3 separate regions of the Homo sapiens genome follow, and all the other regions are linked to region 1. Evidence: chromatin contacts called from ENCODE Hi-C or POLR2A ChIA-PET data. All regions are on one chromosome and are shown on one strand. Each heading gives the region's core, a stretch centred on a gene start or an enhancer-like site at or near the end of the contact. The rest is flanking DNA. Distances are from core to core; before and after follow the strand shown.

The links. Hi-C counts contacts between places; a loop is a spot of excess contacts on that map. ChIA-PET counts read pairs that join two places held with the same protein, here RNA polymerase II (POLR2A). Pooled maps may share reads with other maps.
Region 2: a loop to region 1 is called in a map of dorsolateral prefrontal cortex, with 7 times the contacts of the local background. The contact joins the enhancer-like site here to the promoter of MYCNOS in region 1. A Hi-C loop is called at or near these places in 6 of 168 maps with a recorded cell type or tissue (Caco-2, Calu3, dorsolateral prefrontal cortex and 3 more) and 4 of 50 pooled maps. POLR2A ChIA-PET finds 5 or more read pairs at or near these places in 4 of 52 experiments (H1 and WTC11).
Region 3: a loop to region 1 is called in a map of heart left ventricle, with 4 times the contacts of the local background. The contact joins the promoter of GACAT3 here to the promoter of MYCNOS in region 1. A Hi-C loop is called at or near these places in 1 of 168 maps with a recorded cell type or tissue (heart left ventricle) and 1 of 50 pooled maps. POLR2A ChIA-PET finds 5 or more read pairs at or near these places in 1 of 52 experiments (H1).

The regions. Positions count from the first base shown.
Region 1 is chr2:15,940,334-15,943,033 of GRCh38, reverse strand. MYCNOS (MYCN opposite strand) reads left to right here and starts at 1,349. Exons shown (of 4, transcript NR_110230.2): 1 at 1,349-1,502; 2 at 1,937-2,060. MYCN (MYCN proto-oncogene, bHLH transcription factor) reads right to left here and starts at 2,484. Exons shown (of 3, transcript NM_005378.6): 1 at 2,291-2,484; 2 at 180-1,086. The coding sequence starts at 969. RefSeq lists an enhancer at 2,356-2,700.
Region 2 is chr2:16,011,302-16,014,001 of GRCh38, reverse strand. No RefSeq gene overlaps it. Among named protein-coding and RNA genes, the nearest start is that of GACAT3, 38 kb to the left of the region's middle. RefSeq lists an enhancer at 1-554. Within about 2 kb of position 1,274, at least 3 of the 41 ENCODE cell types and tissues checked have a DNase peak (open chromatin) inside an H3K27ac peak, as active enhancers do; they include dorsolateral prefrontal cortex and thyroid gland, where a contact is called at or near this core.
Region 3 is chr2:16,049,036-16,051,735 of GRCh38, reverse strand. It overlaps GACAT3 (gastric cancer associated transcript 3), which reads right to left and starts at 1,309. Exons shown (of 4, transcript NR_126559.1): 1 at 1,059-1,309.

The sequences.
Region 1 (2,700 bases), core at 100-2,599:
GCATTCTCTCAGCCCCTTCTCTTTACCCCGAGGAGAGACTTGGGGGAAACAGGACCTCTCTGCCCCTAGCACTGCCTCCAAAATGCTCCCCAGGCCAAGACATACGAGCACTAACAAAGGGGACGCGACCCGGGGTCCAGTGCCCCAGGGAGGCAGCCGGACCCGAGTTCGGTCTTTACCTGAATCGCTCAGGGTGTCCTCTCCGGAGGTACTGAGGGCCTTGTGGTCGCCGCCGCTGGTCTGGCGGCCGCCTGGGCGCGGAGGGGCGACCCCCGGGGCCCCGGCTGGGGCGGCAATACCCGCCCCCGAGGCGACCGCAGGGCCCGCCGCCGGGGCACTGGCCGGGGCTGCGGGCACGGGCGCTGGCTCGCGCTTGTTCACGGGAAAGGGGAAGACCACGGCGGGATCCACGCACTCGGCGGCCGGGTGGGCGAGCTCGGCGGGCAGGGCGGCCCCGGCGCGGCCGGCTCCCGCAGCCCCGCCGTGCCCGCGACCCGCAGGGCTGGCGGCGCCGGCTCCCGGGGACTGGGCGGTGGAACCGGCGGTTGGCGGCCCGCGGCCGTGCTGCAGCTTCTCGCTCACGGCGCGCTCCAGCTTCTCGCGGGCGGAGAAGCCGCTCCACATGCAGTCCTGGAGGATGACCGGGTTGGGGGTGAGGCCACCCAGTCCCCCCAGGCCGAACGCGTCCTCCTCGGCCGGGCTGCCCCACAGCTCGTTCTCAAGCAGCATCTCCGTGACCCAGCTCGGGGGCTCGGAGCTGTGCTCCGCGAAGCCACGGCTGGGCGACAGCGGGGGCGTGGGCAGCAGCTCAAACTTCTTCCAGATGTCCTCCCCCGGGGGGGTCGAGTCGGGGCCGCCGAAGTAGAAGTCATCTTCGTCCGGGTAGAAGCAGGGCTGTAGCGAGTCAAACTCGAGGTCTGGGTTCTTGCAGATCATGCCCGGCATGGTGGACGTGGAGCAGCTCGGCATCGGCTCGCCTCCCGGCCGGCGACTGAGGGCTTCTTTCCGCCCCGTTCGTTTTAATACCGGGGGTGCTTCCTTCCCGTGGGGGGCGCGGAAGGCGGGGGCCGGCGCCGACCTCCAACACTGCAACCGACAGACACACCGGAGAGGGTGGGCAAACGGGGCAGACCGAGGGGATAGGCAATGGGCGCCCCCTCTAACCAGGTTCCCCAATCTTCCCTCCAAGCCCCCCACTCTGCCCACTGCTCCCGAAGGTGGAGGAAGTTGTGCCTCTCGCTCCCTCCCTCCCGCCCTCCTTTTGTGTACAAGCTGTCTACGACAGGGGGTGGGAGGGGGCATGCAGATGCAGGGGGTGGTGGCGAGGCTCCGCAACTTTGGAAACTGCCATTTCATTCACACAAGGCACTGCCTGGGGGAGGGGGCTGTTCCTGGCTGCAGAATTCTAGCTCTCACGAGCACGCAGACAACCGCACTCGCAGCGGTGTGGGGCCGGCTGCTCAGGGGAAGCCCCAGGCTCTCCGACCCAGCTACCGGGAATGGTATTTGGAGTACCTTCTACCCCCTTTGTAAAAATGCAACCTCAGGAGTGCAAATGATAGCAGGGGATTTAGAAAACTTTGCAAATAAAAAAAAGCCTTTCTCTAGACAGAGACCAACAACAGACACCCATATCCACAAATCCTTCCCCTCCCCAAATTTGAGCAAACGCCCCTCGGCATTCACCCGCTGCAGGGATACTCCTGCCAATAGCTTAATTGGAAGCTCTCTAAGCCCACCCCTGCTCTTCCAAACCCACGACAACGTCCTCTTCCAGGGAGGGAGAGGCTGAGCCCCTGTTCCCGGGAATGGCAGGGGCGCCCGCGCGAGGAGGGTCGCCGGGAGAGCCGCCTCTCCTCCAAGCTGGAGCAGCCGTGACCCAGATTGCGACCGCGGCGGCCTCGCCCTGCCTAATCCCCCCCTCTTCTTCCTCCAGGGGCACCCTTTGGAGAAGAACCCCAGCCTGGGGTGGGGACGCACCGGCTCTCCGACAGCTCAAACACAGACAGATCTTCTAGAGCCGAGGGAATTTCTTTTCGCAGAAGCCATTACTCCCCCCGGTAAGGGCTGCAAAAGGATTAGGGCGGGTCTCCTCTAGCCAGGATGCCTTCGGGGCTGGAACTGGCTTTTCTGGGAAAACCCAGAGATGGTTTTGTTTCGGAAGCAGAAACAGTCCCCCGGGCATATTAGGGCGCCCGGTGCGCACGTCGCAATCCCGTCCAGGGCTTGCCTTGCCCCGGCGCTCGTCGCTTCCCTGGGCGCCGGGCGGTTTGCAAGCCCTGCTCCTTACCTCCCGCCGACTGCAGGGGATCCGGAGGCGATTCTGCGCGGGTGTCTCCGGGTGGGCCGGGGGGGCGGGGGTGTCCTCGGATGGCTACAGTCTGTGCGCGCTTGCGCCTGGCTAGCGCTTGCTCGGCTCCAACACAGTTCCCAGGAGCCCCCCGCATCCACCCAGCGCGTCCAGACAGATGACTGTCACAGCCTGCGCTTTGAAGCTCGGGGGATATTATTAACTGAAAAATCTGACACACCCGGGGGGCGGGGAGAGAAGGGGGCTGTGGCGCAGACAAGGGGGAGGGAGAAAGGAGAGGAAAGCGGCTTTACCCCGCCCTCCTGATTTCCATAAAAATCAGGGGAGGCGCCAAGGCTTTCGCGCCAAAAGCCACTTGCTTTTCTTTGCAGAGAGAAGGCTGCAAAGCT
Region 2 (2,700 bases), core at 25-2,524, 71 kb before region 1:
TTTTCTTTTTGTTAGTTTCAACGCAGCCGCAACTTGCCTCTGACATTTCAAAGTGATGGAGGTGCCTTTTCTTCCCGCCACCCTCTCTGGTGCTTCCTGCGCGTCGCGCATCTCGGGCTCTGAAGACCCTTGCTCCGGATGACCAGGAGGAGAGTGCATGCCACACGTCCGAAGCTGCGTCTCCACAGAGATCCCCTCCTTCCTGGTGCCTCGCTCACATTCTTGAAGCCCCCTGGCTCCTTGCCCAACACTCCCCAGTCTCACAAAGAAAAGAATTTGCTTTTTTTTCCCCTTCCTCCAAGCTCTCCTTCTCTTTCTCTAGCTCTCTCACTGTTTGTCTCTGTCTCACAGCCTCTCTCAGTCTCTGTCTGAATCTTTCTGTCTCAGTCTCAGTCTCTGTCTCCCTGTCTCTGTCTCTCTTTCTGTCTCTGCCTGTCTCTCTGTGTGTCTCTGTTTCTCTCTCTCTGCTTTTCAGTCTCTCCTCTCTCTCTTTTCCTCTCTCTCTTTTTCAAATTTCAAAGCGTTGCTTTGAATGACGGACTATTCAGGACAGGCAGAATGAGGCCTCTCTGGGGCTCGGCTGCAGTCAAAGCCTCCCGCACTTCTAAAGGGGCTGCGGCCGGTCTACCCGGGGCGCGGGCGGCGTTGTCGCGGTGGCGGCGGCCCTGCGCCCCGACTGGCCATCTGTATGCAAATCTCAGCAGACCCAGCAAACTTGCATCAGCCTGGCCGGCCTGGCGGGCTGTGCACTCGGCAATTATCAGTGCACATCGGGCCTTTGTGCCCACGGCCGGGCTTTGTGGGTGCCCAGCACCTGCACCTCGGAGGTGGCAGATGGCAGGACTTGGCAGCAATATGGAAGTTTGCCTGAATGTGGCCAAGCCACAAATGGACATCTTTTATTTCTTCCTGGGGGTGGGGAGCTGAAGAGAGGGGGATTAGTGCTGGATTACCACCCATTCACGCACTCGGCAAATATTTATTGAGTGCCTACTATGTGCCCCCAGCCAGTGGTCTCAGGAAGGGCCCAACAAAGGAAGGAAATGATGTGGGTGTTTTGCTGGGAAGAAAGAAAAAAAAATCTGGGAAGTGGCTATTTGCATTCAAAATTGCTACATATGCAACTGGCAGGACAGGTTTTCATTCCTGGAGACTGCAGCCGTGGCAAGCCTAGGAGCCCCTCCCTTCCCGGCTCCTTGCAGACACCAGCTCCTGCCTGGCCCCTGTGCCACATGCTCGTGCAAGCTGATGTAGTGCCACCATCAGAGTGTGCTCTACCCAAGAGTCTGGATTGCCTTGAACCTCAGTGAGGTGGCCTCTGCCAGGGACTCCAGATGAAGACAGAAAAGTGCTGTTGCTTGGTCAATCTGCCCACAGAGTGGGAAATGGTCTGGGTTCGCTGGGGAGACAGGCTGTGTCACAGGTCTGCTGGGAATGAGCTTCCTCTCCCAAGGCGCCTTTTTGTTGTAGTTGTTGTTGTTTGTTTGTTTTTTAAGACAGGATCTCACTCTGTCTCCCAGGCTGGAGTGCAGCAGTGCCATCATAGCTCACTGTAGCCTTGAGCTCTTGGGCTCAGACAATCCCCCCAACTCAGCCTCCTGAGTTTCCAGGACTACAGGGGCACACCACCACACCCAGCTAATTTTTTAGTTTTTATTTTATTATTATTTTATTTATTTATTCATTCACTCATTCATTATTTTGTAAAAATGGGGTTTTGCTATGTTGCCTAAGTTGGTCACAAAGTCATGGCCTCAAGCAATCCTCCCATCTTTACCTCCCAAAGCGCTGGGATTACAGGCATGAGCAACCTCACCTGGCCATGATGCCTTTGTTAAACCATCATTCTGAGAGCTTTGCACATGGAGGAGGCTTTGCACATTTTCAAACTGCTTATAGCAGCCCAAATAGACTAAGACAAATGGAAAAGTAAAGCACTCTACCAGTTTCCCAGGTGAGTTTTCATTTGTTTTCACATAATTCATTCCATAAATTAGAGTGGGAGTTTTGCAGATATGGCATCAAAGCACCTGGTTTCTATAGGAGGTAGTTCAAGGCCAGTACAACAAAGCAAGGAGCTCAAAGCATTAGGGTATGTGCCCTTTCGGTCACTCTGCAAGTTGGTATTCAATTTACAGAGGAGAAAGCCAATCACAGAAATGCAGTGAAAAGAGATCTTATGGCAAGTTTGAGAGAAAGCCCAGATGAAAGCCTTGGTCCCCTGACCCCAGCGTTGAGCTGGTGTGAATGGCAGAGCAGATCTCTCCTCCAAAGTTAGTTGGTCTTTGCTTAACAAGACCATTTTAATGCCAGGCTATGTTGAGAAAACATTTTGACAGGGCCTAAAAATTCTTTTTTATTTCCAAATAAGTATGCATCTGGCACTATGGCCCCAAACCACACTGGAGCCTCAATCTGTCCCCACCTTCTGGGAATCTCTACTTCCCACCCTGTCCCTGGTGCTCCTGCATCTCTCATCCTTGCATCACTTTTGAGCACCTTGTTTTGTTGCACTGGCCTTGAACTACCTTCTACAGAAAGCAGGTGCTTTGATGCCATGTCTGCAAAACTCCCACTCTAATTTATGGAATGAATTATGTGAAAACGGATGAAAACCCACCTGGGAAGCTGGTAGAGTGCTTTACTTTTCCATTTGTCTTAGTCCATTTGGGCTGCTATAACAAATTGCCATAGACTGGT
Region 3 (2,700 bases), core at 60-2,559, 110 kb before region 1:
CAGAGCAAGGTCCCCAGCATAAAGTCTGAGACATAGTAGGTGCTTAATAAAGTATAAGTGAGCTCATCTGACAGCCCATCCAATCTTCAGACAGTTTTAATTGTTAGAAATGCTTTCTTCTGTATGGATGAAGTGAATTCTGCCTGCCTGGAATGCCCACCACAGACTCAGTCTTTCCCTGGCAAGGAGGGACGGGGGAGGACCACCTCTCCTCCCTCAGCAGCCTTCAGACACCACTCCTTCCTGCCTCCACCCTCTGCCTGGTCCCTTTCCTACTCCCCACCAGGAGGCTTCTGAAGATGCAGAGGGCCCGTGTGTTGCTGGTGAGCCTGGACACATTGAAAGCCTTGTTTGCATGATAACTCCTCTTTGAGTCAGTTCAGCTGCTTCCGTCAATACAGCCCTCAGATAAGATGCTGTAACTCAGAATGTCTGGCTCAAAAGCAAACTGCTACAACTGAATCATACATGCTGCGTTAAAGTCCACCCGCTTCTCTCCCATGCCTGGCCTTGCCACTGCGCAAACAGAAGCCGAAGGGAAAGGTCCAATTATTCCATGGAGATTTAGCTACTGTATTGACAAAACTCAGCGTTAATTCCCAGAAAGCATTCAAGCCCCGAGGTGGGGGTGGGGGCGGAGGGAGGCAGGGAGAGAGGAAGAGCTGGCTATATAACTGGGTGAGAGTCATAGCCGCTTTTCAGCTGAGTCTGACCTAGTTTAATGAAATCAGGTCATCTGTGAGCTCTTCATTACCCTCAGACTAAACAGGACCCAACAGAGCAGCCAATGTCCCTGGCCTTTCAGAATTCTGCTCATTCGCATTATGACATTTTGATGTTGGGTCTTAATGCATGTTGACTTAGTGGCCTGGCCCCTCCAAAGGTAGTAAACAGCCTGGGTAAAGGCTGGGAAGTAAACAAGAGGGCTGATTTAAAAACCACACACATAAAGGCAGTGTAAATACCCCAGGTCCCTAGCCTGCATCCTCAGGGAAACCAGCAGACAAAAGGCGTGGAGTGTCCGCGACCATTATGGCTGACGGATGGATGGAACTCACCTATTATCCTCCTGCCTTCTCACATGGAACTCGCAGCCTCAGCAGATCTTCAGGGCAGGGGGCGGGATTGGAAGGAAATGAAATTGTCAATTTAGGGACAGTATGGAAGATTCAAGGGCAAATTGCTCCCCAGCAACAATTGTAGAGGACAGGGACAGTTAACCCCCTTGAGACTGTCCTATGCGCTGGTGATGGCTTTATTTGATCTGCTGCCCAGTCTGCATTGTCCTGAAACCAAAGCCTGTGGTCAGGGAGGCTGAAAATGATCCTTCTTCTCCCGGTGGATGCTCATTAATTGAACGAATTTTACGGAAGTAGATGATATCTGTGGGTTCCCTGCTCCTATCAGACAGCCAGACTACCAGGCTCAGAAAGGGCAGAGTACCGTATCAGTGCTAAACACCGTGTAGGTGCTTCAGTGCATAGGTGTCTCAAGGACTCTATTTGGCGTGTGCTGGTGGTAGAAGCAGTATTTTTAACTCAAGATAAATTTACCAATGGGCCCAGGCTGGTGAGGGCTGAGAATCACAGGAGGCAGGAGGGAATTCTTATGTACACTGACTGCTCTTTGCAGTCCTTAGACAGGTGTGGGGTCTAGAGTCTCACAAGCTGATGAATTTGGTCTGGGTTTAACTAATGGTGTGTTGGCTTCTGCCTCTCAAGCAATGGCACAAGGTCGAAAAATTCCCTCACCTTCCCTTCTCAAAAAAACCTCCTTGCCAGTTACCTAATTTAAGTACCCAGTCCCTGTTCAGAGATATGTGAGGACTGCACAAGTGTGGACTGGGAGGAATAAAACATTAATTGTGGGTGACCACAGGCAAGAGGTGTCCCTTCTATAGGTTTTAGTTTTTCCATGTGTAAGATAAGGAGGTTTAATCACATAATCTCTAAGGGCTTTCTAGGAAGGGCATTCTAATTCTAAGGCGAATGCGATTCATCTTGAAGCGAATCTCTGCCTCCCCCACCCCAGGTAGCAGACGTGCCCTAACCAAGCCATTTCTCTGGGCCTCCGAGGGATCCACTGCTGACCTTGACTTCCTTAATCCCAGGCTCCGACACTGATCTGCTCACTCTCAACCCTCTCATCTGATACCAGCATTTGGCCTACATCTATTGTTTCCTTTAATGATTAGTAAACATGGTTGAACAGAGCAGAAAACCAGTTTCCTTCCCAAGGGCAAGGGACTACAAGCTGGTCTCTTCTGTCCCTCTCCTCAGCCAAGGGAACAAAGTCTGACATCCAGACTTTGATTCTCCGTGGAGGGAAGCAGGACCCCGACAGCAGAATGACAGCTAAGACTCTACTTTAGCCTGTCTCTACTATCTAATCAGGAAAATGGCAGGATCCAGCCTGTCTCTACTATCTAATCAAGAAAATGGCAGGATCCAGTTTCCCATTGTGTTGGCATTGATAATATGTATTGAGTGACAGTGTCTGCAGTGAGACTATTGATTTGAAAGACAGTTTAAGAATTGACTAGTATTCATAATCCCAGCACTTTGGGAGGCTGAGGTGGGCAGATCACTTTAGCTCAGTAGTTCAAGACCAGCCTGGGCAACATGGCAAAATGCCCATCTCTACAAAAAAATACAAAAATTAGCCAGGCGTGGTGGCATGTACCTGTAGTCCCAACTACTC